Regions from separate parts of the Homo sapiens genome. Here all the other regions are linked to region 2. A link is an interaction called in ENCODE POLR2A ChIA-PET data of the cell type or tissue named here. Cell type or tissue: MCF 10A. All regions are shown on one strand. Each heading gives the region's core, and the rest is flanking DNA. Links, peaks and the distances in the headings are about the cores only. Region 1 has its middle 85 kb from the start of LINC01522. Region 2 overlaps LOC105372640 (a long non-coding RNA gene). Region 3 holds the start of LOC105372641 (a long non-coding RNA gene).

Region 1 (10,873 bases), core at 1,215-9,214, 54 kb before region 2:
CAAAAGATGGAAATTGGATTATAAATTAATGGAAAAGCCCATCTGTGAACATGTTCTTACAATTTCTAAATGTTACAAGTCAGAGAAGCACAAGGGCCTGGGAAATACTCAGTATTGGTATTAGTAACTCCTAAGCTAGGATTTTCCTGGGGGATGGGGAGGAGGGCTGCAAACAGACAGGGAGGCTCTGTGCCCTGATCTCCAAGCCTCGGGGGGGAAATAGAACCAGAGGATGGGGCTGGGCTGGAGAGATGGGTCAAGTCAAGGTGGAGAGGATGTGTTGAGATGCTATGGCAGACTGCGGTGGCTCCTCGTCGCCATCTGTTTTCCTTCTTTTTTATTAGATATTTTATTTGCCATATGGCCATATAGAATCAAAACTCCATTTTCCATCCAGGCTTGCTGGTAGATGTGGCTAAGAAGTTCTAGTTGGGGGAATATAAACCTATTTGTTGTGTCCAGATTCTGAGAGGTATCTTAAGGAGTGAGAACATTCCCTCTGTCCGTCTGCCAGCTGGAATGCAGACTCAGGCGTCTGATCTGGAGCCGTCACCTTGAGCTATGAGTGAGAAACCCTTTGCTGATCATGGCAGAGTAACAAGCTAGAAGGAGCCTTGCTCCTCGATGGCATGGGGGCCGCTGTATTAGCCTTAGGCTGTCCTCCTTTACATAAGACAGAAGGACACTTTATCTTGTTTAAGGTACTGTCCATTTCGGGGGGAACTCATAACTGAACAAAATCTCAGATCTCATCTCAGAAGGCGTCTCTGAGCTAGAAATCTTGGGGAGATTCAGAAGTGTAATAGGTAGTTCCTGTGTCCAATATGATTAGGTGTCCTGGGGAAAACTTCATAAACTTTGAGCAGGAGGGTGTGGTGCAGACTGGAAGAGGTTTCAGGGTTTTGAGAAAGGTGGTGAAGGGTGAGAACTCTCTCACCCACCCCAAATACGCTGCTTCAACTTGAGGATTACTGTGAACTAAAGGTGCTTGAAAAACAGCAGATGCAAGAAGAGCATTCTGATCTCACATTTTCTTCCTGAAGATGGGAGATAAAAATTCCCATGGGAAAGATGCCCTCTTTGTGCCAGGAGAAAAGAAACATTCTTTGATGGGGAGTCCTAGCCGAGATAATTCTGTACAGACCTTGTTAAAACAACTCTTATCTTTTCAGCCTCCCCACATGAGTGAGCTGCTTTTTCACAACTTACTGTTCTCTGTCCAATTTCACTATCTGAGGGACTGACTCTGCTTCTTTGGGTCTTCATTTCCTTAAGATGGCTCCCATGCCACATAAAACTTGTACTAAATAAATTTGTATGCTTTTCTCCTCTTAATCTATTTTAGGTCGATTTCATTCTAGAGCCCAGCTGGAACCCTAAGAGGTTGAAAGTGGAGTTTTGTCTCCTCTGCAGTGGACACTCAAAGAACTAGCCAGGATGGGTTGGACCTGGGAGCAGAGAGACCATGGCTCCCTTCCAAGGCTGGGAGAAGGGAGTTGCCACTCCTTCCCAATCAAACCATGCCAAGAACGAGGCTTTTGCAGGGAAATCAGTGCAGATGAGAACTTACCAACAGTTAAGATGAATAAATATATCCAACTGCCTGGCCCATGTCAACACGCAACAATTATTTGCTAAAAGAAATAAAAAAGGGGCCGGGCAGGGTGGCTCATGCCTAGAATCACAGCACTTTGAGAGGCTGAGGCAGGCAGATCACTTGAGGCCAGGAGTTTGAGACCAGCCTGGCCAACATGGTGAAACCCTGTCTCTACTAAAAATACAAAAATTAGCCGGGTGTGGTGGTGCGCACCTGTAATCCCAGCTACTCTGGAGGCTGAGACAGGAGAACTGCTTGAACTCGGGAGGCAGAGGTTGCAGTGAGCCAAGATGCACCAGTGCACTCCAGCCTGGGTGATAGAGTGAGACTCCATCAAGAAAGAGAGAGAGAGAGAGAAGAAAGAAAAAGAAAGAGAGAGAGAGAAAGAAAGAAAGAGAGAGAGAGAGAGAGAAAGAAAAGAAAGAAAGAAAAGAAAGAAAGAACGAAAGAAGAAAGAAAGAAAGAAAGAAAGAAAGAAAGAAAGAAAGAAAGAAAGAAAGAAAGAAAGAAAGAAAAGAAAGACTGACTGCATGAACAACAGCCCAGGAAACACAAGAGAAGTAGCGTGGAGTAGTGGCCAAGGATGGGTGCTAGAATCTCAGAGCCTATATCTGTATATCAAGATGTCTCAGGCCAATGCCTAAAAACAGTGTTCAATAAATATCGAATAGTAATATTACTACTGTTATCACAATTGAGAATAACTGAGTGTCAACCAGCTGATCTGCTTGCCAATGAAGGGACTCCAGGATCCTTAAGTCACTTCTATTTTTCTCCACTTCCCTGGCAACTTTTTCTCCAAGACTAGATCGATTCAACACTCCTCCAAGTCCTGGGTTAACCTCAGTGGCCCTCTGCCTCCCATTGTGATCACCTTCGTCCACAGCAATCTTTTCCTTCTCCGACAGCACATTATTACCTTGTCATTGGGCACTTGAAGTAGACATCCTTTGACATCCTCTGTGAATGTTACCTTATTTCATTCCTTGTTTTCCCAGCATGTAATGGGCAAACAAGGCCCTTCAAAAAACAGATCTGACCCTGTTGACTTCTGCAGACACATCTAGCATCTCTTTCAACTTGAAAAATCATGTCTATATTCCTGCATTCCTAAGCTACCAGCTAAATTTTTTATAAGTTTAAATTTATATTTGGATGTAATTATATATTTATAAATTACATATATATTTTATATTTTTAAGATATTTACTTGTGTAAAATAAATAAATAAATGGGTAAAATTTTCAGCATATTGTAAATACTGGATATTTTAAGAGAAAACCGTAATATAACTTAAAGTATGTCCAACTGAGGCTCAATACGATTGTGATTTGATACCTGTCATAATTGATTTTTAAAAAAATACATACAGGAGCTTCTCATGGTTAGGAACTTTTCATTGTTCTTTATTCCCCTTGAACTTGTACACCCCTAGAAGAATTTGATCATAATGTATCATAGTTTTATTCTTGGAAGTTTTTTTTATTGATTACTCTATCACATATCACTGACTGCAACAAAAATATGCTCATACATTTACATTTAAATTTAAAAAATGTCTCTGACTATAAGTCTTTACATTTTAAAATAAGTTTTTTTTTAAACTTATCATTATGGATGATCATTCTGGTTGTTCGCAGAACACAATTGATCAAAGCAGCATAAGTATGGCAGAGCTCAGGATAAAGAATTATTAATCTGAAAAAAGTAAAATTATTTGGCTATTCTTCTCTTAGTATGATAGGTGGGATTTTTTTTTCCATTAATGTATTCATGAATATTACTTGTTATTTTAAGGAGGCAGTTTCATCATCAATTTTATTCACACCGTTTTGTTTTTATTGGTGTAAGCACTGAGCATTCGTTCACATAAACAAGCAGATGGGAAAGGGGGGCCTTCTGTTGGAAGCCACGCACTTGTTTGGACTCCTTCCAGGTTATGTGCCAAAAATCACACAATGATTTATCATAAAAATATTTTTGATAATCTATGAGCTGACATCCCTATTAGGTTCCTCTTCAATTTCAGTGAAAGTGAAGAATTGAAAACAATTTGACTGTAAAGGGATGTGGTTCCAGTTATACACCCAGATGGGGTACCCAGTTGTCAGAGATGTTTGTGTTCTCAATGCTCAGGCTAATATTTCAAAATGTGTCTTTGCCTGATGCCCTGAAGGACTTTTCCCAGGAGGGGAAAACGCCTTTGTAAGACGCAAGCTGGGTGATGGCTTTTGTGTGAGGACGTCTTCCACCATCCACCCTTCCCCATCCTCCTTCTGTCCTGGGAGGCTGGTTGCATGGACCACAGCAATGGGCTCCCTTCTCTGCTGCTTCCAAGTTATGTTCCCTGCCAGTGGTTGGAGGTCAGGGCAGGGAAGAATAAAGTTGGGCTCCATCTGTGGGATGACCCAGGGTGGCTGCATCTCTCTCAGGAAGGTCACAGCTCCTTCACATTCTACACAGCCTCTCCTGTCTCCAGATTCTGGAAACCTCTTTCTTCTCTAACTCTGCACAGGGCCCCACTAACCCTAGAGAGCTGCACTATCCTTTGTGGCTTTCTTTACTTCACCCACACCTTTATAAACATTTCCTGTATTAAACTTTCTTCGAATTACCCAATTTGAGTGTGCTTTCTGTTTTGTGTTAGTATCCTGACTGATAAACCCATTTTTTAAATTATACTTTAAGTTCTGGGGTACATGTGCAGAACGTGCTGGTTTGTTACATAGGTATACACGTGCCATGGTGGTTTACTGCACCCATCAAGCCATCATCTACATCTGGTATTTCTCTTAATGCTGTCCCTCCCCTATCCCCCACCCCCACAACAGGCCCCAGTGTGTGATGTTCCCTTCCCTGTCTCCATGTGTTCTCATTGTTCAACTCCCACTTTTAATATAATGAAAGAGGGCATTTGTGAAGGAGGAATTGAAAAATAGGATACATGTAGGTAGGGGGTCTGGAAATTGATGATCTTAAAACTGTCTATGCCTGTGAACCCTTAAAAAATTGTCATGTATCCCCAGAGGTGTGAGTACTCCAATCTGATGATGGCCGATCTGTGAGTAAGTTCTTTGGTGGGGATTTGTGAGATTTTGGTGCACCCATCTCGCTAGCAGTATACACTGAACCCAATTTATAGTCTTTGATCCCTTACTCCCTTCGCACTCTTTCTCCCTGAGTCCCCAAAGTCCATTGTGTCATTCTTATGCTTTTGCATTCTCGTAGCTTAGCTCCCACTTACGAGTGAGAACATACAATGTTTGGTTTTCCATTCCTGAGTTACTTCACTTAGAATAATAGTCTGCAGTCCCATCCAGGTTGCTGCAAATGCCATTAATTCATTCCTTTTTATGGCTGAGTGGTATATATACATACATACACATAAATATATGTATACACACACGCTATATATATATATGTGTGCGTATATATATATCACAGTATATCACAGTTTCTTTATCCACTTATTGATTGATGGGCATTTGGGTTGCTTCCACATTTTTGCAATTGTGAATAGTGCTGCTGTAAACATGCGTGAGCAAGTATCTTTTTCGTATAATGACATCTTTTCCCCTGGGTAGATACCGGGTAGTGGGATTGCTGGATCAAATGGTAGTTCTACTTTTAGTTCTTTAGGGAATCTGCGCCCCGCCCTCCCTGCCACCATTTTCCATGGTGGTTGCACTAGTTTACATTCCCACTAGCAGTGTAGAATTGTTCCCTTTTCACCACATCCATGCCATCTATCATTTTTTGATTTTTTGATTATGAGATGATGGCTGATCTAATGCCTGACCAACCACCCTGTTCCCTTCACTCTATAGTGGTAAGGACATGGTTGGGAACCAAACAAGCATTAAAGAAAGCTGGCAAATGCCTTTTCACAAATGCCAGATGATACAGGTGAAAGCTATACAGCATGGTGTTTGTCCAGCACCTTCCATCCCTGCTACTACCCGGCCACACCACCACTGCCCTCATCTGCAGGGGAAGCAAATTCCTCCCTTGAGCTCATGGGTGCAGTGGGGGCTGCCTCCAAGAAGCCAAGACCCCATGATTGCCTGCTTGAGTCTAGCACCAATCACCATTGAACAAAAGCCCATCTGGTTTATCCACCAGGTTTTTTTTGAGCACTGAGTTAGAAATTCCAGGCAACCCATTGAGAGTTCTTTATTGCAGCAGCGGGCAACTGATCTACGATAACATGTAAAAAGATAAGGGTCCCCAGGCGATGACAGCAGCTGCAGTTTAAAGTTGAATTTGGAGTTATTAAAGCGTGTGCTGCATCCACCTGCAGGAGGCAAGTGACGATCTCAAATCTCCCATCCCTGAGTTGGCCAGAACCCCCAAGGTCAATTGCCCAACATACTTGGTGCCTCTGAGACTTGAAGTTCCTGGCAGATGGCTGTGGGGTGCGCCTGCACTAGCTGTCACTGTGACTCATCCCTCAGGGCATGTCAGATTCTGGCATTTATTTTCATTTATTAATTAATTTTAAACAATAGCAATCTCAGAGCCTCTTAGATTGTGACCCATCACAACATTAAAGCTGGTCGAGCCACTCTCTAGGGCCAGGGTTTTTGTGACAGTTTAGATTATCATTAAGCAAATATTCACTCTCTCCCCTTCACACTGCAGGTGGAGAACACTTCCCACCCTGCTGATGTTTGGCTGTGTGACTTGCTTTGACCATTTGGAAGTCAGCAGAAGTGATGAGAGCAAAGGGATTAAATGTGCAGCTTGGCTCACTCTTGCTCCTGGGGATCTGCTGTGATGAGCGTGTGCTCTCTTTATAACAGGAGCTACTGTCCCTTGATACTCGGTCCAGTGCGCACACGTGTGGAGCAGATCTGAGCCCAATCCACAGCCTGCACCCTATCCAGCAGAGCCCATGTCGCAGAGCCCGGGTCGCAGAGCCATGAGTCACCTGTGAATCTGCGCGTGTGAGAATTAGTGCTTATTTTGAACCACGGAGATGGGTTGGCAACAACTGACAAATCACTGAGTTTTCAAATTCTGCTCTGTGGAACTCAACGGAAGTCATTTTCAAAAAAATGGTTTCATTCATTCACATATTTATTAATTCACTTGCTTATTCTACAAACACTTTATTGATCACCCTAGGTATCGTGCACTGTTCTAGAGAGACTCATCCATCTCAGCTTATCTGGGCTGCTTTTTGATCTTCCTGAGAGAATGGAGGGCCTGTGTGTGCACATTGGTAAAGTGCTTTGAAAGGAATGAATCCAGCAGATTTCACAGCCCCTTCTCCTCTGCAAGGCTGTGTAGCCTTCTCTGAGGCTAGCTGGGGTTGGTGTGGGCGGGAAGGAGTCTTGCTGCTACCCGAACAGACTCAGATGCTCCCCTGCCTCCATCTCTGCATTAAATCAGGGGCTGTCAAGGAGGAGGCAGGCACAAGGCGATGTTCGTCAGCTCCCGGAGGGGCAGGTCTCTTCACATCTTGCCTGGGTTCATTGGCTCAGCCACATGCTGGTCGACCTTGTTTCTGTTTTCAGATAAAGAAAATGAGGCTCTTTTTCTTTCATCACTTTGTCCAGTGAACTTAGGAGCAACCAACCAACTTCATTATATTCCTTGGTTCTCCACGTAGGGTCAAAGATATCAGGTATAGAGTCATTAAGCTCCTGCCTCTCATGAGCAGTGAATCAGGAGTATCAAATGCATTTATTTTGCAAGAACTATCGGTGTTCTCCATGCTATTAGAAGTAGAGCCCTTAGCATTTTTGAGTCTAATCATATTAAGCAGCCAACTCCAGAAACCCCCAAATCAACAAAAGAACTCCATCCTTAATACTCTGTTCCTCTAGAATTACTCCTGCTACCAAAATCTGTATGAGTCAGGGTTCTCTAGAGGGACAGAACTAATAGGATAGATGTATATATAAAGGGGAGTTTATTAAGGAGTGTTGATTCACACGATAACAAGGTGAGATCCCACAGTAGGCCATCTGCAAGCTGAGGAGCCAGGAAGCCAGTCCGAGTCCCAAAACCTCAAAAGTTGGGAAGCCAACAGTGCAGCCTTCAGTCTGTGGTCGAAGATGCAAGAGTCCCAAAGCTGAAGAATTTGGAGTCTGATGTTCAAGGGCAGGAAGCATACAGCCCAGGAGAAAAATGGGGCCAGAAGGCTCAGCCAGTCTAGTCCTTCCACGTTCCTCTGCCTGGTTTTATTCTAGCCGAGCTGGCAGCTGATTCAATGGTGCCCACCCAGACTGAGGGTGGATCTGCCTCTCCTAGTTTACTAACTCAAATGTTAATCTCCTTTGGCAACACCTTCACAGACGCACTCAGGAACAATACTTTGCATCCTTCAATCCAATCAAGTTGACACTTAACCTTAACCATCATAGAGGATAACAACAATTCACCCAATTCTTGGCCCAGGGAAAGAGCAGGAGCCGCACTCACATCTCTCAAATCTCAGTCCCATGTCCTTCTCTTTGCTCCAAATGCCACTTCCCTGGAGGATTGTTTTTAAGCCCCCATTCCTAGTCTCTGAAAACAGGGGGCTTTGGCTCAGACACCGTGGCCTCATCCTTTCTTCAGACTATGTTTGCTGAGCTTCCGTTATGTAGCAAGTGCTGGGAATACAGCAGTGAAAAAATGAATTTCCTGTTCTTGAGGATGTGTGGAAGAACAGAGATCAGGAATGACACACAATCTATCTGGTGACCATGAGCTCTGTGGGGGAAAGCTAAGTAGAGTAGCTGGGGGGTTCCTTTGTTAAAGGTGTTTGGGGAAGGCCACTCTGAGGATGTGACAGCCAAACACAGACCCGAAGGAAAGGAGGGAGCAAGCCAAGCTTATAAGAGAGTAAAAGGTGCTCCAGGCAAAAGGCATAGCTGCACAAAGACCCCGAGGCAAGACCATGCCTGGCCTGTTGAGGAACACAGTGTTTACTTACTGGAGTCACCCAGGAGAGCAGCATGCTCTGTGTTCATTCTGCGCCTTGTTGCCGTCTCAGGACTAAACTGCTTGCATGAAGTCCAAGGTCTGTTAATTAAAAATGTAACAAGGGACACCCCAGTGTCTTCAGAGTAAATCTTTACAACTGAGAGTTTGTAGCTGAAGGCAACTAAAGCGGTTCAAAGCGAAGGGCGATTTGACAACGACATGGCTAGATTCACCAGCAGGGCTGGGCAGGACCACCTGCTGGGGCTCCAGGACCACAGACATGACATTCCCAGGGTGGGACAAGAGAACAGCTGGGGAGGCTGTCACCCCATCAGGGCGCCTCCCTCCCCCCAACAGTCAAACATAAAAAATAGATTTTTTATGACTCCTCCCACCACTCTGTGCTATGGACACGAAAGAACTTTGACCACTGCGACCCTCAACCCCTGGCCTTTGTCCTGAAATAAACAAATGAGTCCTCCCATCTATTACCCACCCCATGTGATGAAGTGGGCTCCTAGGAACATCCTGCATCCAAGTGGCAACCACAGTGCTTGTTTCAATTACCTCTTATTTATCCCACTGGTTAGGGAGGGATGTCCCATCCTAAAGCATATGAGATGGCTGAACACACGATGCCCAACACTGGACAGATGACCTTGGCAGCAGCTCATCAGTCACGTCTACTAACACCCTGGGGGAGGAGGGCATCACACGCCGTGCAGGGCCATGCAGGGTTGTGCTGGGGGGCAGAGAAAACCAGCCAAGGCTGTGGATGGCAGGCTTTGTGGCAACAAGAGGTTGAGGTGCCCCTGGTCCCTGCAGGAGGATGCAGTTGGCTTGTTTCAATAATCTGTGGGTTGGCAGAGAGGTGCATCCATGAGGTTGAGGACCAGATGTGGTACAGCTGGTGTAGCCGGTAGGGGAACTGGCCAGGTAGAGACTCTTTCCTTTTGGGTGGGTGACATATCTGGTGAGGGCAGGAGAACTCATGGTTAGGCTTTTGGGTTTCTGTGAGGCTCAAAGATGTCAAGGCAGCATGTGACATTTGAGACATCTCGCTGTGCCTAAACTGTTTACACAAAACAGCATGGTCCCTGGCGAACATGTTTTTCTTCTGGGAGTCTGGAATTTTGGTACATGCCAGGCCAAGGCTGCCCCATAACCAGCCCTGAATAAAAATCCCAGGCACCAAGTCTCTAATCATCTTCCCTGGTAGATGACACTTCCCAGGCATTGCCACACCTCACTGCTGGGGGAATTTAGCACATCTTGTGTGACTTCAATGGCAGAGACCCTTGGAAGCTTGGGCCTGACTTCTCCCAGACTTCACCCATGCACCATTTTTCTTTGTTGATTTTGCTTTTTTCTGCAATACATCATAGTCAAGAGGATGACAACATGCTGAGGGTTGTGAATCCTCACAGTCAGTCCTTAGTCCTGTGAGTGGTCTTGGGTACCATACACCTTGCCTTTTCTGGATTCTAAGCCTTTGCTTTGGACCTAACACCTCATCTCATCTAACACCTGACACCAGCCCTGACTTTTAGGATGATCTTACTGATCCTCAGTACTCTGTTCAAATCTCACCTTGACCAAGAATTCTGAAGAGTTTTTACCCTCCTTAGAATTCTATAGCCTTTGATATCAAAATCACCTATCGGGCATGGTGTTATAAATGATCGTCATCTTCCTTCCTAAGAACCATCCACGTTTTGAGTTCTGTGACAAGTGTCGATTTATGGCAGCCCCTAGCCTGGAAGCCAAGATAAGATGACATAAAATAAACGTTTTTACATTAGTTTGCTCTGTCCTCAATGCTCTGTATTCACTGAAAAAAGACTTTTGAAGATAGAATCTTAATAGATATCAAATTATTATCTAATTTCAAAATATTTTGACAATTCTTCATAGACACAGCTATAGCAAAGTATGTCTGTCAGTGATAGTGCCTACAACTGGAATTAGTCCTAGAACTGTGAATCCTATTTTTAAGTGTGATTAGAATTTTATTCTTTAGAGCCTGGTTGTTTTAAGTCATTAATTCAGTCATCAAAAATTGATGGAGTGCCTACTAAGTGCCACACACAGAACATTCTGGAATTTCAAAATTAACAAGATTTATTATCTGCTTTGGAAAGATTTGGTAGCTATATCTGGTAGTTTTGGCAGTTTTTCTGTGTTTATGTGCCTACCCAGTATCTAATCACCCATGTCCCTTCCTTGTAATACTCTCTGTGGATATCATCTGTCTTCCAGGTAGCCCATGACTCAGAGGGGAACTGACCTGACCCCCAACTACAGCAGTACACCCGGATTGGTCTAAGCTAACTAGAGTAATCCTACTTTAATGAACCAATG
Region 2 (10,873 bases), core at 1,755-9,754:
ACGACCCTCAGTAGCACTGGCTCCTCCCAAGGTCTCCAGTTCCATGACCCTCAAACTACACAGCAGCACCGGCTCCTCCCCAGGTCTATAGCTCCACCACCCTCACACTAGACATCAAGACTACCTCCTTCCCGCTCTCCAGCTACACGACCCTCAAACTTGAACAGCAGCAGCAGCTCCTCCCTAGATTTCCAGCTCCATGACCCTAAACCTGCAACAGCAGCACCAGCTCCTCCCTGTACCTCAAGCCCCATGACCCTCTGACTTGATCAACAGCAACAGCAGCTCCCTCCCTGGTCTCCAGCTCCACAACCTTCAGCCTTAAACAGCAGCAGCACCAGCTCCTCCCTGGGTCTCCAGCTCCACAACCCTCAGACTAGAACCGCACCCCTCCTCCCTGAGTCTCCAGCTCCATGACCGTCAAACTACAACAGCAACACAGGTTCCTGTCTGGATCTCCAGCTCAGCAACTCTCAGATGAGGCAGCACCGGCAACTCACCAAGGCTCCAGCTCCACAACCCTCAGATTTGAATAATGGTAGCACCAGCTCCTGTCCAGATCTCCAGCTTCATGATCCTTAAACTAGAACAGCAGCACCGCTGCCTCCCTGGGTTTCCAGCTCCACGACCCTAAGACATGAATGGCAGAACCGGCTTCCCACAAGGGTTCCAGCTCCAGGACCCACAGATTTAAATGGCAGCACTGGCTCTTCCCAGGATTTCCAGCTCCACTACCCTCAAACTAGAAGAGGAGCACCGGCTCCTCCCTGGGTCTCCAGCTCCCAAACCCTCAGACATCACCTGACACACTGGATCCTCCCCACAGTTACATAGCAGCACGGGCTGTCCCCGAAAACTCGAGATCCACAACCCTCTGACTTCAATGGCGGTAGTACTGGTTCCTCCCTAGGTCTCCAGTTCCATGACCCTCAAACTACACAGCAGCACCAGCTCCTCCCCAGGTCTACAGCTCCACCACCCTCACACTAGACACCAGGACTACCTCCTCCCCGCTCTCCAGCTACACGACCCGCAGATTTGAACAGCAGCAGCGTCTCCTCCCTGTACCTCAAGCCCCATAACCCTCATATATGAACAACAGCAATACCAGCTAATGCCTAGGGCTCCAGCTCCAGGATCCACAGATTTAAACTGCAGCACCAGCTCGTCCAAGGATCTCCAGCTCCACCACCCTCAGACTAGAACAAGACCTCTACTCCCTGGGTCGCGAGCTTCCGGACCCTCGAACTATGAAAACATTGCTCCTCCCTGGGTCCGCAGCTCCACGACCCTCAAACCAGATCAAGATCTCTCCTCCCTGTGTCGTCAGCTTCCTGACCCTTGAACTATGACAACATTGCTCCTCCCTGGGTCAGCAGCTCCACAACCCTCAAACCAGATCAAGATCTCTCCTCCCTGGGTCGCCAGCTTCCTGACCCTCGAACAACAGAAACATTACTCCTCCCTGGGTCAGCAGCTCCATGATCCTCAAACTAGAATGAGACCTCTCCTCCCTGCGTCGCCAGCTTCTGGACCCTTGAACTATGAAAATATTGCTCCTCCCTGGGTCGGGAGCTCCATGACCCTCAAACTAGAACAAGACCTCTCCTCCCTAGGTCTGCAGCTTCCAGTCCCTCAAATAACAACATTGCTCCTCCCTGGATCTGCAGCTCCACGACCCTCAGACTAGAACACGATCTGTCCTCCCTGGGTCACCAGCTTCCGAACCTTCGAACTAAAACAACATTGCTCCTCCCTGGGTCTGCAGCTCCACGACCCTCAAACTAGAAAAAGACCTCTCCTCACTGTGTCGCCAGCTTCTGGACCCTCGAACTACAAAAACATTGCTCCTGCCTGGGTCTGCAGCTCCACGACCCTCAATCCAGATCAAGATCTCTCCTCCCTGTGTCATCAGCTTCCTGACCCTCGAACTATGACAGCATTGCTCCTCCCTGGGCGCACCCTCAAACTAGAACAAGACCTCTCCACCCTGCGTCGCCAGTTTCCGGAGCCTCAAACTAAAACAACCTTGCTCCTCCCTGGGTCTGCAGCTCCACAACCCTCAAACTAGAACCAGACCTCTCCTCCCTGTGTTGCCAGCTTCCTGACCCTTGAACTATGGAAACATGGCTCCTCCCTAGGTCTGCAGCTCCACGACCCTCAAACTAAAACAAGATCTCTCCTCCCTGGGTCTGCAGCTCCACGACCCTCAAACTAAAACAAGATCTCTCCTCCCTGTGTCATCAGCTTCCAGTCCCTCAAATAACAACATTGCTCCTCCCTGGGTCTGCAGCTCCACGACCCTCAAACTAAAACAAGACCTCTCCTCTCTAGGTCTGCAGCTTCCAGTCCCTCAAATAACAACATTGCTCCTCCCTGGATCTGCAGCTCCATGACTCTCAGACTACAACAAGATCTCTCCTCCCTGGGTCACCAGCTTCCGGACCCTCGAACTACGAAAACATTGCTCCTCCCTGGGTCTCCAGCTCCATGACCCTCAAACTAAAACAAGATCTCTCCTCCCTGTGTCATCAGCTTCCAGTCCCTCAAATAACAACATTGCTCCTCCCTGGGTCTGCAGCTCCACGACCCTTAAACTAGAACAAGACCTCTCCTCACTGTGTCGCCAGCTTCCGGACCCTTGAACTATGAAAACATTGCTCCTCCCTGGGTCCGCAGCTCCACGACCCTCAAACTAAAACAAGATCTCTCCTCCCTAGGTCTGCAGCTTCCAGTCCCTCAAATAACAACATTGCTCCTCCCTGGATCTGCAGCTCCACGACCCTCAGACTAGAACAAGACCTCTCCTCCCTGAGTCACCAGCTTCCGAACCTTCGAACTAAAACAACATTGCTCCTCCCTGGGTCCGCAGCTCCATGACCCTCAAACTAGAACAAGACCTCTCCTCCCTAGGTCTGCAGCTTCCAGTCCCCAAATAACAACATTGCTCCTCCCTGGATCTGCAGCTCCACGACCCTCAGACTAGAACAAGATCTCTCCTCCCTGGGTCACCAGCTTCCGGACCCTGGAACTACAAAAACATTGCTCCTCCCTGGGTCTGCAGCTCCACAACCCTCAAACTAAAACAAGATCTCTCCTCCCTGTGTTGCCAGCTTCCGGACCCTCGAACTATGACAACATTGCTCCTCCCTGGGTCTGCAGCTCCACGACCCTCAAAGCAGATCAAGATCTCTCCTTCCTGTGTCATCAGCTTCCTGACCCTTGAACTATGACAACATTGCTCCTCCCTGGGTCTGCAGCTCCATGACTCTCAAACTAGAACAGCAGCACCAGCTCCTTCCTGGACCTCCAGGTCAATGACTCTCAGACTTCAAAGGCAGCAGCAGCTCCACCCCCAGGCTCCAGCTCTAAAACCCTCAGATGTGAGCAGTGGCAGCACCAGCTCCTTTCTGCGTCTCCGGCTTCATGATCCTTAAATTAGAACAGCAGCGCCATCTTCTCCCTGCGTCTCCAGCTCCAGGAACCTCAAACTGCAACAGGAGCACCTGTTCCTCTGGGATTTTCACCTCCACGACCCTGAGGTGTCAGTGGCAGCACTGGCTCCTCCCCTGGGCTGCAGCTCCAGAACCCTCAAGAATAATCCCTTCTCATGAAATGTAGCAGTCAGGAAAACTGCAGAGGAAGTAAATAAATAAATGTTTTCTTTCAAACTGATGTTTCTTTTATATTCACACAAGTCAGGAAACTTTTCTACTTTCCATCAACCTTACAATCTACTTATATTCAATTGTAAGGTGGAAATCCACCATTTGAAATAACCTTTAAAAACTTAGTAACTCTCTTTTACTATGATTTTATCTCACAGCTCTAGAAACGATCTTTCACTTTGCCTGTGCAGAAGTCTTGTGAACATTCAAACTAGAATTTACTTGGTTGAGATTCTAGAATACACGTTATCCCCAGATGTTCCTGCCCTCCTTAAAATCTTCTAACATGTTCCCCTCACCCGAGCATAAATGCCAGGTCCTATCCACAGCCCACAGTGCCCAGCACGGCCCTGCCCTCTGCCCTGACCTTATGGTCTCCCCTCTGCTGTTACTTTCCTCCCAGACAGGCCTCTGTCACTTCCTGAAACCACACAGGCTCAGGCCTGACTCCGGGCCTTTGCCCCTGCTGTGCCCCCTGCGTGGAGCGCCTTTGCCCGGCTCCCCATCCTCCTCTCCACCCGCTCAGCTCCAGCCTGCTGGCTGCCCCTCAGTCCCCGCCCCTCAGCGGGGAGGACATCCAGAACACACGATGTCCTCCCCGCTAGGCCTTTGCACATGCTGTTCTCTGTGCCTGAAACCCCTCCCCCCTCACCATCTGCGTTCACTTTTCTAATTTCCATTCATCCTTGGAGTCTCCACTGAAATATCGCCCCCCCGCCTGCCCCCACCACTTGGACTTAACCTTGCTTAGGTTGAAAACCCCCATCTCCTGAGTCCAGGAAGCTAGATGCTGTCCTGGCACTTGGAACTTTCCCATCACAGCGTTTTGCGCACTCGTAATTTATTCTATTAGGTTGGTGCAGAAGTCATCGCAGTTTTTGTCATTACTTTCAATGAACTGCAGCGCCGGCTCCTCCCCACTTTTGATTGCCATTACCTTTACTGGCAAAAAAGTGCTGGAATTACTGCTGCACCAACCTAATAGAATAATTTATATTTATTGATCCATCATATGTCTTCCCCTCTAGAAAATAAGCTCCATAAGAATAGTGACCAAATCTACTCCAATCACTCCAGCTTCCTTGCACATTGTCAATAATTATTTACCGACTGACTGATAGAGAAATATCTTCATTGTTGCTGGGATGAGCCACATAACATGACACGCCCCTTTGAAAGTCAATGTCATGGACAGTTAGCATTTGCTTTTCACTCCTGCACCCGTGGCTTGGCTGGGCTTAGGCTGATCTAGTCTGGGCTTGACTCCAGGCTGAGGGTTGGAACCCTGCGTGCTCCACATGCCTCTCATCCTGCAGCTGGAGCCAAAGTTCCCTGGGGCACGCTCGTCTCGTGGGAAAAATCAAGAGCATTAGAGGGCAGGCCTGGCAGTGCCGACACATTCCAGGCTTCTGCCTGTGCCGTGTCTACGAACATCTCATTGGCATAAGCAATTCACCCAGACACGAGCAATACCTCCATCTCAAAAGATAGGAAAAGAAAATACCAGTGTTTTTAGGAAAGAAAATACCAGTGTTTTTAGGAAAAGACTGGGGGGTGGGGTGCAGATCTGGGCATTACGTATTCCAATTTCCTATTGTAGAAAATGGGAGCTAATCAAAGGCTTGGCTTCAATGCTTCCAGTTTAGGATCAAAGCCAAAACAACGAAATAGGGGCAATTCAAAGGAACACCCTCTTTACACCTGTTATTTTTATAAGAAATGAAAACCTTTCTTAGGAGACCTGTCACAATCCTCTTCGGTCTTTTGGGCCAGAATGAGTCATAGGGAAGTCCTCACTGTAAAGGGAGCTGGGAAGTATCTGGCAAAGGTGACTGGCATAGCCAAGGCTGGTTTTGACCAATTGTGATCCATTTCCATTTTGCCTAGAAAAAAATCCTGTTAGCAAGTAGGGTGGGGACAGCTGTTGGGTGAGCAAACATCAGCACCTCCTACTTTATCTTCTTCCACCGCCAGCATCCAATCCAGGGGACAGCCTGTTGTTCCCTCCCTCAGATGCCTCCTCTATTGGTCAGCTTGTTTTCTTCCTATGCCTGGTACCTTCATTGGCATTGCACCTTCTCTAGCCTGGACCATAATTGCCCTTAATACCCTACCTCCTGTCCTTTCTCTTTCAAAAGACTGACAGATACCTGATCTCTCAAGTACAATTCTAACTTGATTACTCCAGCACCCAACTATCTTTGATAACTCTGTCTCATCTGCCAAGTTATATACAAACCTTCTCAGGGTGAAAACCAAGGCCTTCCATAATATGATCATTGGTAAGGGAGAAAAAAAAAAAAAACAGTCCTGTTTGCATCTAGACTATGGAGGGAACTGAGAAACACAACCCTCCAGGCCATGATGCTCCTGAGTCGACATGAACCACACTCAAAGAATATGAACTCGTTCAGACAAGGCCACAAGTTGACTGTGTTTAGAGGTAGGCAGGGATAAGACCACTCTGCAGCCACAGAAATGACTGAACATGCCCCTTTTCTAACATGAGTGACAGCTGCCTCTTTACCAGTGACAACTCTAGCCTGCTTCAAGCTTCCCACTCCTGAGATAAAGTATTTAAGATACGCAATCACCAAGTTGCCCTCACTTCTTGACCTTGCCTCCTTAATCCCTTTTTGGAACCATTCTGTAGAAGCCTAGGTCCTCTAAAAAGCACTGCCCCTTCCCCCTTACTGAGATGCCCCCAGGTGGCCATGGGCGTGGGAATCTCCCTGACTGCAGCAAGCTAAATAAACTGACTGTGACTGCAGGGAAGTTCCTGGCAGTCTTAGGTGGGTGGGCTTTAACATCATGATCTAACTTTACAACTTTACAACTGTTCCCCAATAGCTTCTTTATAGTTCAGACTTTTTTTTTTTTTTCACAATCACACTTAATTCTGAACAAGTTGCTGGATCCAGCTGCTATTTTGCAAGAAATACACAGGACAGAGACAGGAATGTGCTGACTGCACCATAAATTCGGATTCGCCAAAATCCAGACTGTGAAAATCTTTATAGGTCACAGGGTTCAGGCACTGTGACAAAGAAGTTTTAAGAAAAAGACAGGCATGGAAGGGAAATCTGGAAATTTAAGAGACTTACCAAGATTTACCAAATGGGTAACGTGAACTATGCTGTCTAGGGAGCCACATGGGGGTGATTAAGCCATGCAGATTGTAGGGAGGTTGTTGACTATGAGAATCAGCATGAGGGTTACTTTTGGAGGGAGGAAGGGACAGACTGTGATTGGGATGCAGCCGTGAAGGGGACTCTGGCCAGGTGCTCTTTCTTGACTTAGTCTTGGTGATAAGAATATTTGTGTATAATATCTCACTAAGCTATACATTTTTGTGTTTTTTTTGTACCTGTGTTTGATTTTAAAATAAAAAGGCTAAAAAGAATATCCTTGAACAGTTTCATTTCTGTACATAGGAGTCTATAGACAAGGGAAGCAAGAAGTCAAGTTAGGGAGCTGTCAGCAAACCAGGAGAAGGATGATGGGGCTTAACCCACGATGACAGCGGCAGAGACCAGGAGTTGCATTCAGATTCCAATGTTTTGGAAGAAAGAACCAACAGGAGCCTCTGACACATTGAATTGAACATGGGAGAAGAAGGAGAAGCAATGTTATACTGTCACCTCTTTCTGACTTTATTGTGAACCTGGTGAACATAATGGCCAATCAAAGACATTGGAGTGGATGAGATGAAGGTTTCACAAAAGTACTAAAGAAAAAGCTATTGTCTATGGGCAGATGACACTAGTCCAGGGAGGAAAAAAACGGTAGCGAGTAGATGTTCTTTTCCACCAAAAGGTATCGTGCCTATCGTGGAAGCTCCTGGTAGACATTTGCTGGAAACAGCATAGCCCAGAGACATTGGAATAAATTTGAGATGTCTTGAAACTATAATACCCAAATCTGACTATCTGTTCAGTGCTGAAATCTGACTATCTGTCATATTTGGGTATTATAGTGTCATAAGTGAGTGTCATAAAATGAGTTAGGAGTGTTTCTTCTGCCTGTATTTTCTGAAGGTGCTTACGATCGATGTTATTTCTTAAGGAGGGCTGAGATTGTCAGCCCAACACTTCAGATATGCATTGCCCTTGGGGCAATGCCCTTGATGGGGCATCAAGACCCCGTGTCTATTTCACTTCCGAAATTCAAGATAAACAAGGCAGCCTTTTGTTGGAGCTCATTGCCCATTTGTTGAATTGAATAATCCATCTCTCCTCCTTAAAAAAGTCAAGTTCATAAAATAAGGAAGCAAGACTTCTAAATATTTTATGGGAAAAGATTGTCAATAACCAACTCTTTTACATTATTTTTATAGGTCACACTTAAATTGGCAAAATAGCAACGTGCAGGTATGTGTCTTATGAACGTCTGCTTTTTAGCAATGAGAATCCTATTTTCCTACTGGCTTTTGTTATTATTTCTGACACGTCTAACTTAGTTTTTGCTCTCTTACTAGCTATAGGGTTTTCTCACTCTGTTGCTCAGGCTGGAGTTCAGTGCCACAATCACAGCTGCCTGTCACCTTGAACTCCTGGGCTCAAGCAGTCCTCCCACCTCAACCTACCAAGTGCCTGTAGTAGCTACAGGCATGCACCACCACTCCTGGTTAATTTTTTTGTTTTTAAAAATAGAATTGGGGGTTTAGCCATGTTGCCCAGGTTGGTCTCGAACTCCCATCCTCAAGTGATCCTCCTGCCTCGGCCTCCCAAAGTGCTAGGATAACAGATATGAATCACCACACCCAGCCTGTGGTAATACAATTTTTAAGCCGACATTTTCCTGGACTAAAGGAGCTGTTGAAGTCTAGACTCCTAGGAAAATCCTGATGTCCTGCTTATAAATAGACATCCTATTTGAGCTGAGTTATTTTGCAGAAAGGCTGCCTGCAGCTTTAAATGGGCTCCCCAACCTCAGATTCTGGGAAGTTGGCAGCCAGCTGCACTAGGAGTGAGTTATGATGTCAGCTTTCCAGAATTCCTAATGAACTCCAGAGCAAAAAATGCTGTTGCTCTGCCTCCCCCAAGTCACATTTCTAGTTGATTAACGAGCAAAGGAGTAGAAAAATCTATAGCTTTGGAGAAGGAGGAAGAGTGAAATAATTTCTCCTCTAAGAAACCACAGTGCCCCGATTATTTTATTTGTTAAGAAAAAGGAATTTCATTTTCTATTTATTTCCTCCTTTAAATCTAGATTCAGACCCCCGCTTCCCCCTTCCCAGTCATAAAAAGCAGGTTTGGCTCTATACCCCTCCCTTTACCTTCATCCCTGCTTATTTGGTCCAAGATAGAAAATCCAGCCCTGCCCTTTTGGGGGCAGTTGTCTTAGCTCTTTGAGGTCTGTTTAAAATCTCATCTAGCATACATAAAATAGATCTGCAACCCTCCATTAAAAGTCATGGCCTCCTGGCTGCAAAGAGATACATCCGGGTGAAAGTTGTGGTTGGTTATGTCCAGCTCAGCCCTTCTGTGGCCCTGCCCCAGCATGGGCTGAACATCTTCCCACCAGCTGGGACATCCAGGGCAGCTGATCTTTTAGGGGAAAATCACTCTGCACAATTACCCTGCTCCATATCCCACCTTCTGTAAGGCTGCTTAGGCTAATTAAAAGTCATGCTTCTTTGGAGAAATGTCTATTGAAATCCTTAGCCATTTTTTAATTGGGTTATTAGGGATTTTTTGCTATAAAGTTGTAGGAGTTCCTTATATATTTTGGAAATTATCCCTTATCAGATACATAGTTTGCAAATATTTTCTCTCATTCTGTAGGCTACCTTTTTACTCTACTGATTGTTTCCTTCGCTGTGCGGAAGCTGTTTAGTTTGGCATCGTACTTGTCTATTTTTGCTTTAGTTGCCCATGCTTTTGGTGTTGTATCCATGAAATCACTGCCAAGACCAATGTCATGAAATTTTCCCCTATGCTTTCCTCTAGGAGCTTTATAGTTTTAGATCTTACATTTAAGGCTTTAATCCATTTTTAGGTGATGTTTGTAAATGGTGTAAGACAAAGATAAGGATCTAATTTCATTCTTTTGCATATGTATATCCAATTTTCCCACCACTATTTATTGAAGAGGCTATCCTTTCCCTATTGTGTATTCTTGGCACCCATGTTGAAAATCATCCTACCATATATTTGGGTATTTATTTCTGGGCCCTCTATTATAATTCCATTCATCTATAGGTCTGTCTTTATGCCAGTACCATACTGTTTTAATGACTATAACTTTGTAATATATTTTGTGATCAGGAAATGTTATGCCTCTGGTTTTGTTCTTGTTTTTCAAGATTATTTTGGGTATTCTGGGTCTTTTGTGGTTCCATATAAATTTCTGAATTTTTTTGTATTTCTGTAAAAATAAAATTCCATGTGATTTTGATAGGGATTACTTTGAATCTGTAGAATGCTTAGGGTAGTAGGGACACTTTAACAGAATTAAGTCTTCCAATCCATGAACATGAGACATCTCTCCATTTGTTTGTGTCTTCTTTAATTTTTCTCATCAATATTTTGTAGTTTTCAGTGTACAGATCTTTCACTTCCTTAGTTAAGTTTGTTCCTAAGTATTTTTTTAATGCTATTGTAAACTGGATTGATTTTCTAATTTCCTTTTCAGATAGTTTGTTGTGAGTATATAGAAACACAATTGATTTTTGTATGTTGACTTTGTATCCTGCAACTTTACTGAATTTGTTTATTAATTCTAACAGGTTTTTTTTAAGAGTTTTTAGGGTTTTCCATATATAAGATCATGCCATCTGCAAAAGGGAAAGCTTAACTTCTTCTTTTCCAATTTAGATGCCTTTTATGTCTTTTTCTTGACTTGTTGTGTTGGCTAGGACTTCCAGTACTATGTTGAATAGAAGTGGTAAGAGTAAGCATCCTTGTCTTTTTCCTGTTCTTCCTGGAAAAGCTTTCAGTTTTTTACCATTGAGTGTAATGTTAACTGTGGGCTTTTCATATATGGCCTTTATTATGTTGAGTTAATAATTTTTCTCTATGCCTAGTTTTTGAGTGTTTTTATGATAAAAGAGTGTTGAGTTTCATGAAATGCTCTTTTTGTATCACTTGACATGATCACGAGATTTTTCTCCTTCATTCTGTTAATGTGGTGTCTCACATACAATAGCTATATGAAAAGATGCTCAGCATCCCTAATCATCAGGTGAATGCAAACTAAAACCA
Region 3 (10,873 bases), core at 1,635-9,634, 60 kb after region 2:
AATCATGCATGGTCATTAAATCCATGAAGGTGCTCTACCCCCAGCCTCACCAACCACCTAGCCGTAGGGGCTGCCATAGATGGCTCCTTACCCTCCCTTTAATCAGTGGCTTTGGGCCTTTTAAATTCTGAAAACATGGCTGTGTCCAAAGATAAGGGACACATGGTTTTTACCCATAATTTCTTTAGTCATGATTTCTAACAGCCCCTGCCACCAAGCCTGAGCCCCATTCTAAACGAGTTAACCCATTCTAATGAGCCAATACTTGTCACCTTAGAAGGAAGATGACAAATGTTAGCTCATTTAATCTTCAGAACCCTGTGAGGTACCTCCTAGGACTATTTTTATTTTCAGGTGAGGAAACTGAGTCACAAAGGGCTGTAATAACCCGCTGAGGGTTCCACCTTGGCAGGAATTTGAACCTGGGCAGCCCAGCCCTGAATCAGTCCTCACACCACCCATGATGCGGCCCTGAGAGCTGCTCTCAATGCCACTAGCAGAGCGATGTCACGAAGTGCCACTGTGGCTTTTACTGTACAGGATTTTCTCTCTTTCAAAGTTGACTCCATGCCAGTACTGGTTGCTCTGCAAGGTCTCTCAAATAGAGTGCCTTTGATCCTGAACCTTTTCTTGGAAGCCTCTGAAGGGCTTCACTAGTCTAGGGGCCACTGCAGATGACCATCTTTCTAGCATCTCAGCTGTCTGCTCTCATATTTCATTATCTGGTCCACAAGGCTGGTAACAAACACTCAAGATAAATTCTGTCCTCCCTCTCTGGAAAATAGAAAATACATTAAAAATCTCAGCCTGTGAAACTGAAAATTCCAGCCAAGGGGCCCATGAGGCCCCAGACTGGGAAGGCCCAGTTCCCAGGAGACAGCAGAGTCCTGCTCCGAGATAACATCACCCTTCTGCCCACACATGCAGAGGCTGTAATTATACCCCTTAACCTGGGGCTTTACTTTACTTAATGAGTAATTTGCCAAAACCATGCTACTGTTTGAGGCATGAACCTGGTGTGTGAAGGGTTCATGTGCTTCTATCCCACCTGTCATCTTCCTCTCCAACATCTGGGATCCTGGGAGAAAATGTCTGTCAACCACACAGCTGCCTCCTCACCCTCCTGCCCCCAGGTACTCTCCTGGTTTCCCCAGCATCAGAGTTAGCTAATGAAAGAGGCCTTCAAAACATTTCTCAAAAAGCATGGGCATTGTGGAAAGGGGAGAGAGAAGCTGGGTTTAGCAGTGAGCATTAGTAGGGGCCATGGTTGGTCAGAGGACATTCCACACCAAGGTGCCATCATGCAGGAGAGTTTGAGGACAGCCAGAAAGTCCTGTCTCTTCCTAAAGAGGAGACTACATTCATTGGGCCCACTCTCCTCAAGGAGGTTGCAGGAGTGAGATGGTTTATTAGGGCCAAAAATGGACCTCAGTGAGTTGCTGAATAGAAGGCCTTTGAATTGGCCAAAGCATCGTTGTTTGAGGAATAGATAAGCGTTCGTGCTCCTTTCCTTAAAGATCTTGGAAGAGACAAAACCCAGGGTCTAGCAGAAACTGCTTGCTGCCCACCCCCTATCTAGTCTTCTCTTCTTCTTTGGAAACAGAACCCCCAGTTTAACTGGATACAGGGCTCCCTAGAAGGAAGATGACTTTGCCCACCCTCCCTTTACTAGGTGAGGTCATGTGATAAAGTAAAGATCAATGTCATATCATAAGAAGTCTCTGGTGAGGCTTCAGGGTAGAGAACAGGTTCAGGAGGAATATACACCTTTTGTGCTCTGATTCCATTCCTCATTCTAGCTACCTGGAATGTGGATGTTATAGTGGTGCTCGCAGCCATCCTGGATTATGAAGTGGCCATGAGGACTAGGAAGTGAACCCGCATGGATACCGAAATCCACAAACGCTCAAGTCCCTTATACAAAATGAAGTAGTATTTGCATATAAGCTATGAATATCCATAGAGTAGCAGAAATAGGAAAGTTCTGTGGACCCTATTGACTTCATGGAACTTCCGTATCAGTCATGGACTGTTTATCTCTCAAACTTCCTTTAAGTAGAGTATAGGAGTGCATCCCTGTGTCGAAGGCTCTCTTGTATTGAACTTTCTGTTCTATGAGATTGGATCTACCCTTACTGATATAGGGGACTCATGAGGCTTCTCAGGGAGGGGCAGAGCTCTGAGGATCAAGCCAACACTCCACAGCTTGCACTTCAGGTCTCTCGTGGTCAGGGACCAACACTTCCACTGAACGCCATGCCCTCCTGCCCCAGGACCTACCAGGCTCTCCACCCAGCCTCTTCCTTTGCACCCTTCCTGTGCTTGTCATGCTTTCCCCACTTTCTGACCTTTGCCTTTGCAGAAAGTCTTGCTGGGGCCAACCTCACTACCTTCTCTCCACAAATCTCACCATGCCTCATGGTTCAACTTTTGACTTTTACCTCTGTAGTCTTTCCCAGATATTCTGGAAGATGCCTTGCTGGATTGACCTATGAGCATTGAAACCTGTCTTTCTTTTCTTGTTCCACACGGGCAAGGGTTTCTTACCCCAGGACTGTGGGATCTTTCAGGGAAGGGCTGGCCCACTTTACTTCTCTCTTTGCAGCACAGGCCTTGGTTGGGGAAGTTTCCTCCACGTATTTGCAGAACTGAACTGCTCGGGACGGTTCTGTCTCAGGTGGTCCTGGCTGGGTCTCTCCACCAGATTGAGTCAAGAGAATGTCTTTTCCAGCCACGTGCAGAAGAGAACTCAAGTTCACCTTAATGAATGCATATTTGTGACTCCCTGGGAAAGTTTAATGTGACACGAAACACACATTTTGCACACTCTGCTCCACAGCCCAGCATGCTTGTCCACTTCAGCAGCCAGACTCTGATCCTCATCACTTTTGACAAAGCTCTGTGAGACCAACCCTGCTGGCCTCTCTTCTCACTGAATCTAGCCCTCTGGTTTACTCTACCCCGGCCAAACTGGCCCCCTTGCTGCCCTCTGAACAGCCACCACATGCGTGTCCCTGTACTGGCTGTTCCCTCTGCCTGGAATGTTCTTCCCAAATCTCAGGCAAATGTTACCTCTTCAGTGAGGCCTTCATTAGCCAGCCCAGCTAAAACAGCTGCACTTCCTACACCCCCACACATTCCCCACTCCCACCACTCACTCACTCTCTATCATACTTTTCTTTCTCAGCACATACCAAAATCTGGAGTCATTACCTGTCTTTTTCTCTAGAATGTCAGTTCCATGGAATCAGGCCCACTTTTGTCTTTTCTCCACTGTATCCCCAGGACCCAGGACAACTTTTACATGAAAAATAAATACTGACTTACTGAGTGAACAAGTGAATGAATGAATGGGTGAGTGAACAAACAAGGTGAATTATTCTACCTCTTTCAAACTGTGACTCCAAGCAAGTCAGTGCACCTTGCCAGCCTCACTTTCATCTGCAAAGTGGTGCTAATTAAAGAGAGATTAGATTCTTTTCCTCCAAAGCTTGTACAAAGAGAAGCTGTTGCTAAACCACGCATTGTTATGCAGAGGTTATTTAAGCCAATTAAATTAAGCTGTCACACTAGCCCTGCCAGCACTCTCCAGCTCGTTCACACGTGAGTGGGTGGTGTCTTGCCCAACGTCCCGGAGCAGGTCTCTGCAGAGCTGGCTTCTGGGCTCCTTCCTGGGCTGCACTGCAGCCCGGGACATCATCTACTCAGAGGTGTTGACTGAGCCCCTATCCTGTGCCAGACATTGACATATGCACTGAGGCTACAGCCGTGGAGAAGCCAGACTCTCCTCTGCAAGAGCTTGATCTAGTGAAAAAACAGGTGCTGGACCAGCAGGAGAGACAACAGTGCACAGGAAACATTTCTGAGCTGGGGCGAGTTGGCTGGGGCAGCAACCCAGGCAGAGGGCTTCTGGAAGGCCTCTCCAAGGAGGGGGCTGGATCCTGAAGGGTGGACAGAGATTAGCCAGGGAGACAGGAAGGGAAGGCTCATCCAGTGAGGGAACAGTACAGGCCAAAGCCTGAATCATGAGAGAAGGGTGAACACAAGGAAATGAAGGATGGCGGACCGTAGACAGGGGAGAGACGCCATCATGCTTCTGGCTTCAACAAATCAGAAGGGTCCAGGGATTCAAAGGGGCAGAGTAGACCCAGAGACCCATGAGGCGGCCCCAGAGTGGTCCAAGCGTGAGATGGCGGTGCTTTGGACTGGGTGTTTGAATCTTTTTTTAGTAACAGCTTTATTGAGAGATAATTTGCATATCATGATGTTCACTCTTTTAATGTATACAGTTTTGTGCTTTTGATTAAACTCGGGAAGTTGTGTGGTCATCATCCCTATCTATTCCAGAGCATTGCATTATCCCCAAAGAAGCCCTATACCCATGAGCCGTCACTCCCCATCCACTACCCTCCCACCATAGGCAGCCACTGCTACTGTCGGCCTCTGTGGATTTGGCTGTTCTGGTCATTTCATGTAAGTGGAATCAGACGATATGGGATCTTTTGTGACTGGCTTCCTCTGCTTAGCATAATGTTTTCAGGGTTCATTCACGTGGTAGCATGTGTCAGCATTCCATTCCTTTTTGTGGTAGAATAATAGAAATAGAATAATACTCTGAATGCATATGCGGTAGTCCCTTGGTATTCGTAGAGGACTGGTTCCACGAATCCTGCCAGCCTCCCTTCTCACTGAATCTGCCCCCTGGTTTATTCCACCCCAGCCAAACTGGCCTCCTTGCTGCCCTCTGAACAGTTACCACATGCATGCCTCTGCACTGGCTGTCCCATCTTGGTATCCTCATGGATATCCCCATGGATACCAAAGTCCTTGGATGTTCAAGTGCCTGATATAAAATGGAGTAGTATTCACATTTAACCTACACAATACTCCCGTATACTTTAAATCATCTCTAGATTATTTATAATTCCTAATACAAGGTAAATGCTACATAAATAGTTGTTATACTATATTATTTAGAAACTAATGACAAGGAAAACTATCTATATATGTTCACTACAGACATGATCATCATAGGACTGACTATATTCTTGATGTATAATTGGTTGAGTCCTAGGATGTGGAACCGTGGATATGGAAGGCCGACTGCACAACTTTTCATTCTTTTTTGTTTGTTTGTTTTGTTTTGTTTTGTTTTGTGATGAAGTCTCACTCTGTCACCTAGGCTGGAGTGCAGTGGTGCGATCTTGGCTCACTGTAACCTCCACCTCCCAGGTTCAAGTAGTTCTCCTGCCTCAGCCTCTCAAGTAGCTGGGATTACAGGGGTGTGCCACCATGCCCGGCTAATTTTTTTTTTTTTTTTTTTTTGTATTTTTAGTAGAGACAGGGTTTCACCATGTTGGTCAGGCTGGTCTCAAACTCCTGACCTCAAGTGATCCACCTGCCTCAGCCTCCCAAAGGGAGCTTTTCATTCTTGATCCATTCATCAGTTGATAGACATTTGGGTCACTTCCACTCTGGGCTATTATGAATAATGCTGCTGTGAACATTTGCATGCAAATGTTTGTGTGGACGTGTGTTTTTGTTTCTGTTGGATATATACCTAGGAATGGAATTGCTGCATAGTGTGTGAACTCTGTTTAACTTTTTGAAGAAGCATCAGACTGTTTGCCTGAGTGGCTGCACACTTTGCATTGCCACTGGCAATGAATAAGGCTTCTGGTTTCTCACAACCTCACCAACACTTGTTATTGTCTGTCTTTTTGATTTAAGCCATCTTCGTGGGTGTGAAGCGGCATCTCATTGTGGTCATGATTTTCAGTTCCCTAAAGATTCCTGATGCTGGGCAACTGCATGTGTTTACTGGGCATCCTCATATCTTCTTTGGGGAAATTCCTGTCCCTCTGCTCCCCCAAGTGGCTGCTAGGTGGCTGCTTTCTATAGCTGCTTAGTTGAGGTGGTTGGTTTTCAAGGCTACCACGGAGCTGGGGAGATGGGGATGGGTTAGGGCAAGTTGAAACAAAGCTTGTTCTTTCTGAGATTCAGCATTTTCCTGAATAAACATCCTTGTACAGTTTAAGCCTTTGGTTAATATCCAGAGTTCTGAAAAGTCGATTTTGACAGTTGCTTTTTGGCCAGTGTTCTTATTGTTTTATGGAAGAGTAGATTTGGGAAGGTCTTTACTCTGCTATTCTGGAAGTGCCTTTAATTGAAGTATCCATAGGAGTTAATATCTATTAAGGGCTTACTCTGGTGTCAGACACTTATCTAAGCATTTTGCATATTTAATGCCCCCACAGCCCAAGGAGAAATGTATTATTATGTCCATTTTAGAGATGGGGAAACTAAGGCATTCAGTGACTAAAGGTTAAGTGACTTGCTAAATATTCCCCAGCTGGTAAGCAGGTGGGGCGGGAAGTGGGTGGGAAGAGGAGGAGACAGCAGGCCTCTCTCTGGCTCCAGGGCCTGTGCTTTGACCACCTCCCGTCCTGTCCTCTGGCTGCTCATAGAGTCAGGAGGGGCCTAGGAACCCAGGCCAGCTTTTCCCCAGGGTGGGGAAGGAAGGATTTTGCAGCTGGGGAAGAACAAGAGGCTTTCCTTGGTGCATGCCTCACTCTGCCTAGCTCAGCCATACATGCTGTAAAGCCAGCCATGACCTTTCCGGACCAGGGGTTGGAGTGGGAAAGGAGGTGTGCACTGGGTCAAATGGGCAGCAAAGAAGGCAGGTGCCCTGCCTGTGAGTTGGCAGTCAAGGGAGCCTCCATGCAGAGTCTCCATTCCCACCCCACCCTCGCCCTCAGTCAGCTGCCACAAGTCAGCCCACTCCTGTACCTGCTGCAGCCCAGCCCAAGAGCTCCAAAAGCTGGGGCTGTGGAGCACTCTCACTGCTTGGCATTTTCTCATTGGTTTGATTTGTTGTTGGGGTCTGAGTGTTAGATCAGGGAGGGCAGGTCTTGTGTGTTTAGCTTTTTTTGTTTATTGTTGCTTAGCTTTTTTTCCATTGCACCTTGAACGATGCCTGGCACATAGCACGAGCTTGGTGACCATTTTGGGGTAAGTGAATTGATTCATTCACTAAGAATTAATTTGCTAAGAATGGGCTGTCAACCTAATATAATCAACAGGGTCAGAATCTAGTTTAAAGAGAATTTATTTAAGTGCAAAGTGTGAGGACAAGCTGCCTAGGAAGCAGAGATTCCAAAGAATAGAAGTCAATGTTCCAAACTGTAGAAGTTTGGGATTTTTATATAGACAAAGCTTAGGGAGGCTTAACAGAATTCCAATCTCTTTCTATGTAAGGCTTAATGCATAGTTAAAATGATCTGATTAGTTGAGATGGCTTTTGTTTTCCAGAAAGGTGAATTTAACATTCTCCATGGAAGATGTAACTGTCACGGGGTCTTGGGCACCATCTGGTCTGAGTTAGGTACAGGACAATAAAGGAGACAGTTAATCTATAACAAAGATCAGTGATTGGAAGGAGGAGAAGGTCTGTTCTTTGGTCTCTCTTAGTCATTTATAGCAACGAGAACAATGAGGAAGACAGTTAAGCTCTAATCTAAGAAGCAGAACTGCAAATATGCAGCCGTGGCTCAGTCGCCAGGGCTTAACTTCTCCCATGGCATAATACTTTTAGACAGTTCTAAAATTTTATTTTCTTTTACAGGGCTCACCTGAAACAATTATATTTTAACAAGGCAATAGTAAGAACAACAACACCAATTCCCACCGAGGGCTAACTCTGCCAGGCACAGTTCCAAGTGCATTTTGCATATTATCTCATTTAATCCTCTGCTGATGTGATCGTGTTATGTGTTATTATGTCCATTTCACACCTAAGCTCTGTGTTTGTGCTCCGAATTTCCATGGAAGGAGCCACTCAGTGCTCTAACACTTGGTGTGTGAGTCACCCCAGAAGTTCCCTCCCATGTCCCTGCTGGAGTAAGAGGTGCTATGAGGCAGTCTCTCCTGCAGGGTCTTGGGCCTAGCAAAGTCCACTAGGCCATTGGCTTCCAGGCTGTCTTGTCCCTGCATGAAGACTGAGGCCGCTTTGGGGAACTTTCTGCTGCTAAAAGTTAATAATTCTTTAAAAACACACATCACATACTATGGGCCTGGCATTGTGCTAAGTGCTTTAGATATGTTAACATTCCATCCCCAAAACTCTGGAGTGAAGTAGGTGCTATAATTATCCCTGTTTTTTTAAATGTGGAAACAGAGGTGCAGAGCAGCTAAATATCTTGTCCAAGGTCACACAGCAAAGTGGCGGAGACAGTCTGGCCTCTAGGTCTGTCCTCTTTACCACTGCTCCAGACTGTCTTTTGATGAAACTGCCCCTCACTGGATATGAAGGGAGACAGAGATGGTGACATGGCTGGAGAGGGTGACAGTTTCCCCATCGCAGCATCAATGTGTCAGTTAGGACTTGTTTGGTTGCAAGCGGCAGGAAGCCATCCCCAACAGGCTCAGCTTGAAGCTGTTTTACTTCAGGCATGGCTGGATCTAGAACCCCAGATACTGGAATTAGGACCAAGTCTCTTTCAGGGTTCAGCTAGGATTACCTCTGTGGTGGCTGCATTCTCAGGCTCCATGGGTTGGCAAGGTGAGTGTCAACAATTCTGCACCCTTGATTAATCTCACCTATAAACCCCGTGGGAAGAGACAGTCTTTCTCTAATCCCTCCGGTGAAAAGCTTGGAATTACCTGTCTTTGAATCTGATTGGATAGCCTTGAGTCAGGAGCCCCCCCCCCTCCCCCGCCCCCCGTTAACCAATCATCATGGATAAGGGAATGAAGCAGTTCTCTGATTGGTCAGTCCTAGGCATTATGTAAAGGCCGACAGCCAGGTGTGGGCCAGCTCCAACTGGGGCGACTTGTGGAGGGTGGTTCCTGGGACAACGCCCATGCCGTGATCAGGAACGGGGTCAGCAGGAGTCAGGTGGGGAAGTGCCAGGTGTCCACTGCCACGACCAACACGTTACTCACACTCACGGCACAAGAATGGCCTCTGTACCCTGTGTGTAGGTAGGTCAGAAGCTTTTTTGTTTGTATTTTATGACTTTTATAGAGTTATGATGACATGTATTTTTCTCAAATTTTCATAGCTGTCTCTCTAATGAACTACAAAGTAGGGCGTTCATGGTCCTTCTGGGAGGTGTGTGACTAATGCGGGAATTTCAAGCACCATGACAGGGCGAAGGGAGCAGAAATTCTGCAGGAAAACCGGGGGGCGGGGAGAACAGTGATGTGACATCATTAGGCTGAGAAAGAGGTAGATATGGGTCCTCGTAGCAAACAGGAATGACACTGGTTAACATTGAAGGTACTCTCTCTCAAGTGTGTCAGGCTCTGTCCTAAGCTTGACCTGCATCCTTCCATTGGAACTTCCAGACGACTCTCCGAGGTGGTGTCCCATTTCTCTGTACAGGCATATCCAGGCACAGTCGCTTGTATGTCTGAGACCTCAAGCTGGAGAGTGCTGATGGCCAACATGCTGGTCACCTCTCCACAGTCCTTCCTCCTCCTGGACAACACCCCTGCTCTCTCTGGATGGTCCTGAGCTAAGCCCGGAAGGTGAATCACAGGGGTCTAAGTCAATCGCGGGATCCCACCTCTCTGCCTGTGATTGGTGGACATTGAGCCACTTCTGACCAATGACGTGCAAGGGATGTGCTTGGGGGATTCTGGGAAAATCTTTTCTCTGTAAAGAGAGGGGGCTCATGAGGAGCATGTTTTCTCCCCTGGCCTCATCCCCTCCTGCCCTGGGCATTGTCACCTGACCCCTCCTCCCCACCTCCACTGCCACCACCTTAATCCAAAGCACAGCATCCTGTGTTCGTTTGCTTGGAATATTCTGGTCTTCTCCTCCCTGGTCTCATGCAGCCCGAGGATTCTGCTCAAATCCAAGTCAGGCCGTGTTGCTCCTCTGCTCGGAGCCCTCCAGGGATTTCCCATCTCACACTGAGTCAAAGCCCAAGACCCCATCACTCCCCACAGGACCCCACTGACCCCCGCCCCTCCCCGCACCCTCCCCTGCGTCTCTCCCTTCCACTCACTGTCCCAGCCACCCTGGTTTCCTCACAGGCCCTTGACCTCCCCGGCAGCTCCGTCTCAGGCCTCTGCACGAGCTGCTCCCTGTGCAGGGAATGATCTACCCTAGTAACCCCCATGGATCCCTCCGTCCCCCAGGTCTCTGTTCACAAGTCTCCATCTCCACTAGGCCTTCCCTGTCACAGTGTCTAAAATGCAACCCTCCCCATGCCCTGGGCCCCCACCTCTTCCCAGTTTAGTTTCTCTGATACACTACCTGGTACACCGAGCTATTTGGTTTGCTGTTCCGCTTGCCCAACCAGAACAGCAGCTCTACGGCGGCTTTGTCTCCCTCATGGGCCCCCTTTTGGGGCCTGGGGCAGTGCTGGGCACGTGGCTATCCCCAAATAAATAATGACTGAATAAGTGAATGAATGTACATGGGGGCTGTGACAATGTGTGACCATGAGGGATGCCTTGGGGGCCACATGAGGCCAGAGGAGACTGGGCAGTGGCTTGGTGACTCTGTGGAGCCCCTGCCTGGCCATGGCCCTCCCGCCTCCAGAGTTCTCCTAAGGGGTAAGAAAAGGCCTCCATTGCTGGCACCTTCACCCACCGCATCTCCCGTTGTTGCAGCCACAATTTTCTTACAAGGACAGTGGCTGGATTTGAGCCCAGGCTGTGTGGCTCCAGACCTAAGCCCAGGGCTTTGTCTGGGGTGTGGCCCAGGGGCAGGTCCTTGGGTGTGTGAGGGTGGCTTGGCTCAGCTCCTCTCCCTAGGTCACTGCAGCGGCCCTGTGCTGTTCTGTTTTCCCATCCAGAAGTCCTGAGGGTCTCAGCAGAGGGGCCCAGGATCCAAGTCCATCCACTCCCAGGGCGGGTCCCT

Evidence for each region. ChIA-PET counts read pairs that join two places held together with the same protein. Peaks named below come from ENCODE experiments on the same cell type or tissue, not always from the same donor. Only the 100,000 strongest peaks of a DNase experiment are listed, where the experiment ranks them.
Region 1: POLR2A ChIA-PET joins it to region 2 with 15 read pairs; 2 of 35 experiments call an interaction of 5 or more read pairs at or near these places.
Region 3: POLR2A ChIA-PET joins it to region 2 with 11 read pairs; 2 of 35 experiments call an interaction of 5 or more read pairs at or near these places.

What each region holds. Positions count from the first base shown.
Region 1 is chr20:48,069,978-48,080,850 of GRCh38, forward strand. No RefSeq gene overlaps it. Among named protein-coding and RNA genes, the nearest start is that of LINC01522, 85 kb to the left of the region's middle. RefSeq lists a silencer at 6,270-6,455. In MCF 10A, for the core only: no CTCF peak of the experiment used is centred there; a DNase peak (open chromatin) is centred at 5,984.
Region 2 is chr20:48,123,144-48,134,016 of GRCh38, forward strand. LOC105372640 (a long non-coding RNA gene) reads left to right here. Exons shown (of 2, transcript XR_936803.2): 2 at 1-3,671. Among named protein-coding and RNA genes, the nearest start is that of LINC01522, 140 kb to the left of the region's middle. RefSeq lists an enhancer at 2,831-3,716. In MCF 10A, for the core only: no CTCF peak of the experiment used is centred there; DNase peaks (open chromatin) are centred at 5,034 and 5,478.
Region 3 is chr20:48,183,509-48,194,381 of GRCh38, forward strand. LOC105372641 (a long non-coding RNA gene) reads left to right here and starts at 8,814. Exons shown (of 5, transcript XR_936809.4): 1 at 8,814-8,982; 2 at 9,386-9,531. In MCF 10A, for the core only: CTCF peaks have their summits at 5,886 (motif pointing left) and 8,004; a DNase peak (open chromatin) is centred at 5,883.